Regions from separate parts of the Homo sapiens genome. Here region 1 is linked to region 2. Evidence: chromatin contacts called from ENCODE Hi-C or POLR2A ChIA-PET data. All regions are on one chromosome and are shown on one strand. Each heading gives the region's core, a stretch centred on a gene start or an enhancer-like site at or near the end of the contact. The rest is flanking DNA. Distances are from core to core; before and after follow the strand shown.

What was found. Hi-C counts contacts between places; a loop is a spot of excess contacts on that map. ChIA-PET counts read pairs that join two places held with the same protein, here RNA polymerase II (POLR2A). Pooled maps may share reads with other maps.
Region 1: a map with no recorded cell type shows a loop between it and region 2 (2.1-fold over the local background). The contact joins two enhancer-like sites. A Hi-C loop is called at or near these places in 1 of 168 maps with a recorded cell type or tissue (OCI-LY7), 1 of 37 single-sample maps with no recorded cell type and 2 of 50 pooled maps. POLR2A ChIA-PET finds 5 or more read pairs at or near these places in 2 of 52 experiments (K562 and OCI-LY7).

The regions. Positions count from the first base shown.
Region 1 is chr19:28,433,062-28,438,780 of GRCh38, forward strand. It overlaps the pseudogene LOC100420587. Among named protein-coding and RNA genes, the nearest start is that of ERVE-5, 170 kb to the right of the region's middle. Within about 2 kb of position 3,475, at least 5 of the 41 ENCODE cell types and tissues checked have a DNase peak (open chromatin) inside an H3K27ac peak, as active enhancers do; they include OCI-LY7, where a contact is called at or near this core.
Region 2 is chr19:28,391,025-28,396,913 of GRCh38, forward strand. No RefSeq gene overlaps it. Among named protein-coding and RNA genes, the nearest start is that of ERVE-5, 210 kb to the right of the region's middle. RefSeq lists a silencer at 16-252. Within about 2 kb of position 3,192, at least 2 of the 41 ENCODE cell types and tissues checked have a DNase peak (open chromatin) inside an H3K27ac peak, as active enhancers do; they include OCI-LY7, where a contact is called at or near this core.

The DNA.
Region 1 (5,719 bases), core at 2,225-4,724, 42 kb after region 2:
CTAAAGCTCGGCATCCATGATGGTCTATCGGGCTTCTGAGGCGATCGGGCATGTCAGTCTTCAGCCACTAAGCCGAGAAGATCTGGGAAGAAGTCAGTCAGACAGCCTTGGGCCAGAGTTCCAGGGGCTCTGGGAGTGGCTGCCAGGTGAGTTGAACAGTCCGATTTCCAGTGGGGTCCCCCACAGATGGGACATGGCTTAGGAGGAATCCCGGGCTGCGGGCATTCCTTGGCCTGGTGGCCAGATTTCTGGCACTTGTAGCAAGCTTCTGGGGGAGGTGGTGCTGGAGGAATGCCTGGCCACTGCGGTTTAGGCATTTGGAAATTCTTGTGTGCTGGAGATGTGGCTGGGGTTTGTCTCATGGTGGAGACAAGGAATTGCAACTCAGAAATATGTTACTACTTGGCTGCCTCTACTCTATTATTGTACACCTTGAAGGCAAGGTTAATTAAATCCTGTTGTGGGGTTTGAGGGCTGGAATTTAATCTTTGAAGTTTTATTTAATGTCGGGAGCAGATTGGGTAATAAAATGTATATTGAGAATAAGATGGCCTTTTGACCTTTTAGGGTCTAGGGCTGTAAAGCATTTCAGGGTTGCTGCCAAACGAGCCATGAACTGGGCTGGATTTTTATATTTGATGAAAAAGAGCCTAAACGCTGTCTGATTTGGGATAAAGAAAAAGGAGCATTAACCTTGACTATGCTTTTAGCTCCATCCACCTTTTTAAGAGTAAATTGCTGGGCAGGTGGGGGAGGGCTAGTCAAGGAACGAAACTGTAAGCCGGACTGGGTGTGAGGAGGCGAGGTGATAAAAGGATTACAGGGTGGAGGAGCGGAAGCTGAGGAGGAATTGGGACCTAGCTCAGCCTGGAGAGGAGGGGAGAGGTCAGATGGGTCTGTAGAAAAGGAAGATTAGAAAGACTCAGCGACACTTGGGGTTGGGACTGAGGGGACAGGTGGGAGGGAAAGAAGGAAGATTTGGGACGAGTTGCATTGGGAACAGAGACTAGGGAGGGACCAATGTGTAAAAGAATGCCTGGACGTCAGCACCTCAGACTGTTTGCCTATTTTACGACAAGAATTATTTAGATCTTGTAGGATGGAAAAATTGAAAGTGCTGTTTTCCGGCTATTCGGAACTACTGCCAAGTTTGTATTGGGATCAAGCGGCATTGCAGAAGAAAATAAGGCATTTAGGTTTTAGGTCAGGTGTGAGTTGAAGAGGTTTTAAGTTCTTGAGAACACAGGCTAAGGGAGAAGAAGGAGGAATGGAGGGTGGAAGGTTGCCCATAGTGAAGGAAGCAAGGCTAGAGAAAAGAGAGAGTAGAGACATGGAGGGAAGGGGTTCGGGGGTTCTTACCCTCCAGAAAAGTGGGAAAGAGGTGGGGGTGCAGAAATAAGGGGTTGGGGTGCAGAGATAAGAGGTCAGGGCACAGAAATAAGGGATCAGGGCACAGAGATAAGAGGTCGGGCTGTGGAAATAAGGGGTTCTTGCCTCTCCCCCAGAAAAGCGGGACTTGCCTCTAAGGGTGAAGGAGAAGGGGTTGAGAGGTTCTTGCCCCTCTCCCAGAAAAGCGGGACTTGCTGCTGACGGTGAAGGACAAGGGTTTGAGGGGTTCTTGCCCCTCCCCCAGAAAAGTGAGACTTGCTGCTAACAGTGAAGGACAAGATGTTGAGGGGTTCTTGCCCCTCCCCCAGAAAAGTGGGACTTGCCATTAAGGGTGAAGGAGAAGGGGTTGAGGGGTTCTTGCCCCTCCCCCAGAAAAGCAGAGAAGAGGTAGAGACATGGAGAGAAGGGGTTGGGGTTCTTGCCCCTCCCCCAGAAAAGCAGGACTTGCCACTAAGGGTGAAGGACCAAGGCAGGCGTCCCTGTGTGGTCCGACACCTCTGAAACGTGGGTGAATAATCAGAGAGGCATCCCTGCAATGATTAACACCAAGGGAAGGCTGCCTTCCCAGGCCGTGACCGGCGCCGGAGTTTTGGGTCCACAGATAAAACGTGTCTCCTTTGTCTCTACCAGAAAATGAAACGAATTGAAATTAAGAGAAGGGAGAGATTGAAGTGTGGCACCAAGATTGAAAAGAGAAAGAGGTTGAGGGATATTGAGGGAGGTTGGAGAAGAGAGTAAAAAGAGGCTGCTTTCCAGATTTGAAATTGGTGAGATGTTTCTTGGGCTGCTTGGTCTGAGGACCTGAGGTCGTAGGTGGATCTTTCTCATGGAGCAAAGAGCAGGAGGACAGGGGATTGATCTCCCGAGGGAGGTCCCCCTATCCGAGCCACAGCACCAAATTTCATGCGAGTCCCTGTGAAGAGACCACCAAACAGGCTTTGTGTGAGCAACAAGGCTGTTTATTTCACCTGGGTGCAGGCAGGCTGAGTCCGAAAAGAGAGTTAGTGAAGGGAGATAGGGGTGGGGCCATTTTATAGGATTTGGGTAGGTAAAGGAAAATTACAGTCAAAGGGGGGTTGTTCTCTGGCAGGCAGGAGTGGGGGTCACAACGTGCTCAGTAGGGGAGCTCTTGAGCCAGGATGAGCCAGGAGAAGGAATTTCACAAGACAATGCCATCAGTTAAGGCAGGAACCAGCCATCTGGATGTGTACGTGCAGGTCACAGGGGATATGATGGCCTAGTTTGAGCTCAGAGGCCTGACACCCTCCTATGCCTTGCCTGGCCCCTGACTGCCTAGGGACCTGCAGTCTATCTGGTCCTCTGTAAAGCTCTTTTTAGTTCCGTGTAAAACAGCAGGAGAGTAAAATTGGGGTCCAGATGAAACAGAACTATTCAGGCTGATATCCAAGAAGCGCCCTGGCTCCTTAACGTGTTTTCCTTTTCATTGGCCTCTTAGGACTCAGGTTTGCCAAGGCTCAGAAGCAAGAGCCAGGAGTGAATATTGCACATAACAGCGGTGAACCTGGCCTGCTTCTGAGTGTGCAAAAGCCCTTTACACAGGATTTCCTGAGGTCAGCCCAAGCCCAGGCTCCTCACCCTCCCAGAATGCCTCAGCTAGCTGGCAAAACATTGTAAGTGGAAGTAGAGATTTGTCCAGTGTCAAAAATCATTTCACACAATAGCAAGACACACCCTGGGTGGAAGTCACTGCTACAGAAACTGTGCCCTTCCTCCAGTCTTCATCTCGGCACATCTGTGACCACAAACGCTGTCTGTCTAAATTCACATCTTGTTCAATTTTAGATTCATAGTTTTCTCTACTCAAATACTTTACGCTTGTAAGACATGTTGTGTGGAAGTGGGTTAAACTTGTCTTTTAACATCACCAATAACCATCTTCTACATTTTTTTCAGTCATTAATTTGATATCTTCACTAAAAGAAATGCCAGTAATTTGAGGGTTTTCAGAGTAAAGTGCCTTGAGCTCCCCCAGACAGAGAAGAAGCAGAGGTGTCACTGTTATTATTCTGAGCTGATAGGAAACACATCATGGATTGGAGGCAAGGAATCAGCCACCACCTGCCCGGCACGCACATAGAGCAGGTGTTGGCTATAATTGCCTCTAGACTTCCTGCCATGGTCAGTTGAAAGTCAAACCTGTAAATGCTGCCTGACTGCAATAGAACTGGAGTCCACAGACATTTCTGCAACACTGCCTGGTGAAAATATACTGACTGGGTGGGATGAGATGGAGGGCGCGTATGGAGCAGACACGACTGGAATAGCAACCAACAGGCTGTCAGTCTTCACTGCCTTTTCTCGTCTTCCATTTTTTTTGATTCTATGACCAAAAGAGATGACAGACCTGTAAGAAAATGGATTTGGTCATTTCCGGAAGAAGCTTTTTCTTTGATCTGTCTGAGAGCAGGTCAGTAGAAGGTATTTTTGTTAACCTGGATCCTCACCATGGATATTTCCTGAGCTTCTACATGGCAGTTCTATGTTTTAAAGTTCCCTTTGCCGTGGCAGCACAACTGCACACCAGACAGTCACCCTTCTTCCTGAGAGCCACTGTGATTTCACTTCAGGCTCAAGGTGTCCTCAGCAGATCTGAGGGAGGACTAAAACAGATATACACGCTTTGCTTTTCTGCATCACCACCGTTCACAGACTCCCAGGAGCTCCTGCAGTCAGTAGAAAGGAGATCATTCAAGTGGCTTTCACCTAGTACCAAACCCACACAGCCTTCAGACCCAGCCCCTCCAATCTCCCGACCTCCTGGGCACCATCCCTGGCCAACCTGGTCCAGAATGGCCTCCGTCCTCTAGAGGCCCCAGGCACCAAGATCCACACCCTCTATTCCAGAGCATTCTTGGCTTCAAGTTAGGTCCTATTTATCAAACATTTGTCTAGAGAGCAGCCCCAGCACATAAGTGTGTGTGAACCGCAGAGTAGAGGCATGGCCCCTGCTCACTGTCCCCTCTGACTCTGGGCCTGGGTAAGACTGGGCTCCCCAAAAGCAATATAAGTGTACCAGGAATTTTCTATGGTGCTCCTGGGAGAAGTAGGAAGGAGGAGGGAGACGGAGAAATCAAGTAGGGGTGTGATTCAAGCCCCATTCTTGCTTGCACCTGCAGCGTGACTCCCAGTGTGAGCTGAACCTTAGAGCTTGTCCGGACTTGAATCAAAGCAACGAGCCTCAGGTATTGGTGTGGGTCAAGATGGGGAGACATAAACTCCCTGGAGCATCACTTCCAGCTTTCTGCACCTGTGAACAAAGCCCAAAGGTGGGTCACTGAGGAGAGACACAGGTATGGTATTAGTTGCTGAAGAACACAGATGCTGAGGAGTGGTCCTGGGTGGGAGGGGTTGGGCGGAGCAAACACCAGCTTCACGGCCACCTTCATAGGCCAGTCTCCTGCCAGGGGCACGAGACGCTCCAAGGAGCCAGAAATCAGAGCTTTCATTTCCTTTGTGACTCTACCAGGTACTCACAGAAGCAGGAAGGGAGAGGCATTGTTTAAAAAAGCAAACACTTATATAGCACTTACTATATGCCAGGCAATGTTCCAAGCATTTTATAAGCACTAATTCACTTAGTTTCTCAATGTCTCAATTTCCTTATAGGTAAAGTCAAGCTAATAATATTAGCTACTTCACAGGCTTGCAGGGAAGCTAAATAGCCTATGTAAGGTTACAGAGATGATCTGCCAAGAGTTGAACCTGGGCAGTCCAGCTCTGAATCTAAATGCTTAACCAAACCATTAAAATGAGTGCAGGCTCATAGGACCAGACAGACACAGGTGCAAGTCCCGGTTTATGTCAATAAAACTGCATATCATCCACAATGGTTGAACACTCCCACCAACAGTGCAAAAGCGTTCCTATTTCTCCACAGCCTCACTAGCAGCTATTGATTCCTGACTTTTTAATAATCACTATTCTAACTGGTGTGAGATGATTCCTCAAGGATCTAGAACCAGAAATACCATTTGACCCAGAAATCCCATTACTGGGTATATATACCCAAAGGATTATAAATCATGCTACTATATAAACATTCTACTATAAAGACACATGCACATGTATGTTTATAGCAGCACTATTTACAATAGCAAAGACTTAGAACCAACCCAAATGCCCATCAATGATAGACTGGATAAAGAAAATGTGGCACATATACACCATGGAATACTATATAGCCATAAAAATATGAGTTCATGTCCTTTGCAGGGACATTGGTGAAGCTGTAAGCCATCATTCTCAGCAAACTAACAGAGAAAACCAAACACCGCACGTTCTCACTCATAAGTGGGAGCTGAACAATGAG
Region 2 (5,889 bases), core at 1,942-4,441:
GTAGTAGAGACAGGGTTTCACCATGTTGCCCAGGGTGGTCTCCAACTCCTGAGCTCAGGCAATCCGCCCCACTCAGCCTCCCAAGGTGCTGGAATTACAAGCATGAGCCATTGCGCCAGGTGGCTTTCACTTTAATTGAGATAAAGCCATGAGAGAGTTTTGAGCCAAGAAGTGGCATGATGTGATAATAAAATGTAAACTTCAAAAGTTGATACATTTCAAAAAAAAATCTGCTGGAATTATTTATTTTTTCCAAAATAAACTTTCTAAATGATGAAAGATTTAAATACAAAAAAGAAACCATAAAAGCACTAGAAAAAAACATAAGGGAGTGTATTTATTGTCTGAGAAAAAAAGACATTAGTTTTCACATCAAAACTAAAAATGAGGAAGAAAAATGCTGACAAATTTGATTATGTTATAAATTTTAAATTTCTGAATAGCAAAAATCAAAATTAAAAAAAGAGAGAGCTGTAAAATATTTACAGACGCATAGAAGCCTTACTACACAAACGTGTTTGCAAATCAAAAACAAAAGGCATTAACAGAAGAGAGAATAAAATAGCCAAAACCAAAAATTATGGTGAATGGCACGCACATTGGAAGATATAAAATTAAAACACAATCCAATGCTATGTTTCATATATCAGATTATGTTTTACCTTCTTTAAATCTGTCATTGTAAACAAAGATATGGTAACTAAAGTCAACCTGAAAGGAAGAAGCTGGGGTGCAAAATAATATTTATTTATATGAGATGGAATTTCACTCTTGTCGCCTAGGCTGGAGTGCAATGGCGTGATCTTGGTTCACTGCAACCTCCACCTCCTGGGTTCAAGCGATTCTCCTGCCTCAGCCTCCCGAGTAGCTGGGATTACAGGCACCTGCCACCACACCAGGCTGATTTTTGTATTTTTAGTAGAGATGGGGTTTCACCAGGTTGGACAGGCTGGTCTCAAGTCCCTTACCTCAGGTGATTCACACACCTTGGCCTCCCAAAATGCTGGGATTATGGGCGTGGGTCACAGCACCCCGCCCCAAAATAGTATTTAAAGAATTTACTGGAGCCAACGTGAGGACACCTGCCCGGGACACACTTCCCAGGTGCCTTGGGGAGTGTTTGGTCTGCCTCTTTCACAAGGTTTTTGAAGTCAAGGGGAACAGGGGGTGGGCTGGTACAAAGTTGTTTGACAGGAGTTCTCACTGGTTTAGAGAGATAACATTAATTAGAGATTGACTCTACATTGTTGACCTATAGGGTATGAGTTAAGGTGTCCTCCTAGGGCATTTTATGGCTATGGGGTGTCAGTTAGTTTAGAGCCCATAGAGGAAGTGGCTTCAAGAGATAATTACTTAGCTCCAGGGGTGATGGCTGTTGCATTTTAAATTCCTCTCTGGGTCTAAACATTTAAAGGGGCTCACATTTCTCACATAAAATGGTTTTTTGTTTTGTTTTGTTTTTTTGTTTCTTTCTCACTAAAGGCATCCCTGAACAGCAATTTGGCTGGATCTGTTAATATTTTAAAGTTTATCCTTTGGCCTAGCATTCCCATCTATAGCTATTTCACCCCGTAGAAACACCAAGTGCAAAAATATGCCAGGCTGGCCAGCCACAGTGGCTCACGCCTGTAATCCCAGCACTTTGGGAGGCCGAGGCAGGCAGATCACCTGGGGTCAGGAGTTTGAGACCAGCCTGGCTAATAAGGTGAAACACTATCTCTACTAAAAATACAAAAATTAGCTGGGCTTGATGGTGGGTGCCTGTAATCTCAGCACTTTGGGAAGCCGAGGTGGGCAGATCACTTGAGGTCAGTAGTTGGAGACCAGCCTGGCCAATATGGTGAAACCTCATCTCTACGAAAACGACAAAAATTAGCCCGGCCTGGTGGCACCCACTTGTAATCCCAGCTATTCGGGAGGCTGAGGCAGGAGAATCACTTGAACCTGGGGGGCGGAGGTTGCAGTGAGCCGAGATTGCGCCACTGCACTCCAGCCTGGGCTACAGAGTGAGATTATGTCTCAAAAAAAAAAAAAAAAAAAAAAAGAAAAAAAAAAAGCCCAGGCATGGTGGTGAGCACCCATAGCCCCAGCTCCTCAGAGGAGGCTGAGGTTGGAGGATTGCTTGAGCCCAGGAGTGTGAATCAAGCTGGGCAACATAGCAAGACCCCATCTCTAAAATAAACAAATTAATTACTTAACTAATTAATTAAATATATATCCAATTGGATGTTTATTGCAGTGAAGTAATAGTAAAACAATTAGAAAAATCTAAATACCCATCAACAGATTTTGATCAACTTATCTGTGAATGATGATAATATTTAATATTAGGGTACCTATATTTAAAATCATATAAACCTTAAATATGTTACCTCAGTGACTGTGTCATAGAATACAAATATAAAAGCTTTTTTTACTACCTTTTAAACTTTATGTTGAGGCCTCATCTCTAGAATCCAGAATATACAAAATGTTGCTAAGAGATTAAAGGCAACTGCCAACCTTAAAGAATGAAGTTCAGAAGATATGATTAAGGGTGGAGTTTATTTGGGCACACAGCTTGAGGATGCCCGTCTGGGAGACGCCGACCCCAAATGAATAGGGAGAGCTGGTGTTTGTTTCACTTCTAAAGCCAGAGACAGAAACATCGGTGAGATCAGGACACTTTCCACAGGATAACAGGGCAGAGCTGGAGCAAACTGATCAGTCACATATTGTTCCATTCCAAGGAAGATGACTCCACTCCAGGAAGAGGGTTAGTGACCTAAGGGGGTCTTGACACTGTTGGGTTATAATTATTTACGAGCAGAAAAAAGCGGAAGCCGCAGCTGCATTCCACGTGACTCTGCTGCATAGCCATGTTCCTCACAAGGCTCAGAATAAGGTAAAATTCCAATAACTTTAAGTTTAAATTATTTTAAGTTTGAATTATGTGATATCACAAAACCAAAATACTTCACCCCAAAATATGTGTCTTAGGCATATTCTGAGCTGGCTGTTCAGAGGGCCTGCAAACACAAGGAGCCCTGCAAAGCTGTCTTTTGTGGGGCAGATTTGCACCTGCAGAGGAAATAAAGGGAAGTAAACAACAGATGTGAAAGGCTTTCTCCGAAGTCCTCCTTGTCAAGGTCCAGGAAAGATTAACTGAGAGGCTGACACCTTTAAAGGTCTTGCAGAGAAACATTTACCAGAAGCTGCCACCCACCCCCTTTGAGGGCTGCCACCTGAGAGGCTCCAGCTGTGTACCAAGACTGCCTCTGCTAACCAGGCCTCTTCTCCTCTTCTCTCTCTCCCGTATCCTTTTTGCCATGATCCAAGCCCCTATTTTCTGTATATTCAAGAGGGCTAAAAGCATCAACCATCTTGACATTTGTTTGAGTCTTTATATTTTGTATGACTCCCAAGCCCATATGAATGCTAATAAAATGTTTACACCTTTTTCCCCTGGTAATCTGTGCATTACATTTATCTTACAGACTCAAATTACCAAAACTTCAGGAACAAAGTTAAATGTTCCTTCAAAATATAAGACTAGGAAATCAGAGTTGGGAGAGAAATTAGAGTTCATCTATCCTCTCACCTCCTTTTTCATATGGAAATTTATGACTCAGAGAGGGGGAGTAACTTTCTTAAAATCATGCAGCAAAAGACAAGGTACAAGATCTCAAGTTTTCTGACTTCCAGTTAAGCATTTTGCTCCCAGAATTTTCTCAGACTCCAGAAAATGATAAGCCCTTGCAGGGCTGGTCCTTTGTCTCATCTCCCTTTTCTCCTCTATGATCCACACAGTGCAATGCACAGAGCAGAGCCTCAACGAGCAGGTGACAGAAGGAAATTTAATCAGTGGTTAAAGTTAAGCACTTGGCTGAGCCTCACCAGTGGGTGTGCTTGGTCTGTCAGCACACAGGACTTCCCCTTATGGCTCCTCTGCCCTGATGCCATGAAAAACAGATCAGGTCCCATAAATCGTGAGGAGTACATCCCCTCAGCAAGGTGACTGGAGTCACACGGTTCACTCCTTCAGAGCAAAGATCTTCCCGTCTCATAAAGCAAATTCCATAAGGGGCCTTAAGAAGACTTTGTATGTAATTTGCTGAACCTTAAGCCCAACATTTGAACTATTTTCCATGGAGACCTGTCTGTTACGCGCCTGGTGCGGAGCACTGCCTGGATTTCAGAAATCCACCCCGGTCCTGTGCTTTCTCACCAGAGCAAGACCCAGCCTGGAGGCTCCATGACTCCTGATGCCATTTTTCTCTCTCATTCTCTAAGAAACAGATCCTGAAACAAAAATTCATGAATAAAAAATGTATCTGGGCCCAGGCGCAATGGCTCACACCTGTAATCCCAGCACTTCGGGAGGCCAAGGCAGGTGGATTGCTTGAGGTCAGGAGTTCAAGACGAGCCTTACCAAAATGGTGAAATCCTGCCTCTACTAAAAATACAAAAATTAGCTGGGTGTGGTGGCAGGCGCCTGTAATCTCAGAACCCAGGAGGCAGAGGTTGCAGTGAGCTGAGATCGCACCACTGTACCCCAGCCTGAGCAACAGAGCAAGACTCTGTCTCAGAAAAAAAAAAAAAAGTATCTGGAAGGTGATCCCAGGAAACACAGGTAAGGGAATAGAAGAGTGAGATGGGGCCAGGTGCAGTGGCTCATGCCTGTAATCCCAAAGCTTTGGGAGGCTGAGGTGGGAGGATTGCTTGAGCCAAGAATTCGAGACCATCCTGGACAACATAGAAAGACCCCATCTCTACAAAAAAAAAATTCTAAAAAAATTAGCCAGGTGGTGGTGCACACCTGTAGTCCCAGCTACATGGGAGATCGAGGTGGAAGGACTGCTTGAGCACAAGAGTTTGTGCCAAGAGCTATGATTGTGCCACTGAACTCCAGCCTGGGAAACAGAGTGAGACCCTGTCTCTTAAAAAAAAAAAAAAAGTGAATAGAAAGGCTGGGTGTGATGGCTCACGCCTGTACTCCCAGCACTTTGAGAGGCTGAAGTGGCAGATCACTTAAGCCCAGGAGTTGGAGACAAGCCTGGGCAACATAGTGAGATTCCATCTGGACAGAAAATTAAAAAAAAAATAGCCCTGTGTGGTGGCATGCAGCTGTAGTCCCAGCTGCTTGAGAGGCTGAAGTGGGTGGATCACTTGAGCCTGGAAAGGTCAAGGCCACAGTGAGCTACAGTCATGCCACTGCACTCCAGCCTGGGTGACAGCTAGACCCTCTCTCAAAAAATAGTCATCATAATGAATAAGAGGATTGCAGGAGGTAACAGTAAAGGATGGATTATCAAGCTAATTACCAATGTGGGCAACTGGAACTTGATCCTTCTGAGGCAGGAGGTGCAACCTGACTCCAGAAGCGGGACTAGGACGCCAGAACAAACTGAGGACTGTCTGAAACAGGAACTGCGCAGATGTAGCTTTCCATAAGACACGCCCACTAGTGAGCCGCGTCAGTTTACTGTTGCCATGGCAACACTGGGACGTTACAGTCCCTTTCCATGGCAATGATCTGATGACCCTGAAGTTACCACCCTCATCCTAGAGATGTCTGCATAGAGATGTCCTTTAATTTGCATATAATTACAGGTGGGATAAACGTGGCTGCAGAACTGTCCTGAGCTGCTCCTCCAGGCACACAGCCTGTGGGGTGGCTCCGCTCTGCGAGGAGCAGTCCCCCTGCTGCTGCACACAGCCGCTTCAAGAAAAGTTGCTGTCCAACACCACCGGCTCGCCCTCAAATTCTTTGCTGGGAGAAGCCAAGAATTCTCCCAGGATAAGCTCCAATTTGGGGCTCACCTGCCCTGCATCACTTCTGGGCATAGAACACACTCTTTGGAGTTAGCTCCCATGAGGACAGAGGGGCTGGGACATTTGTACTGACTC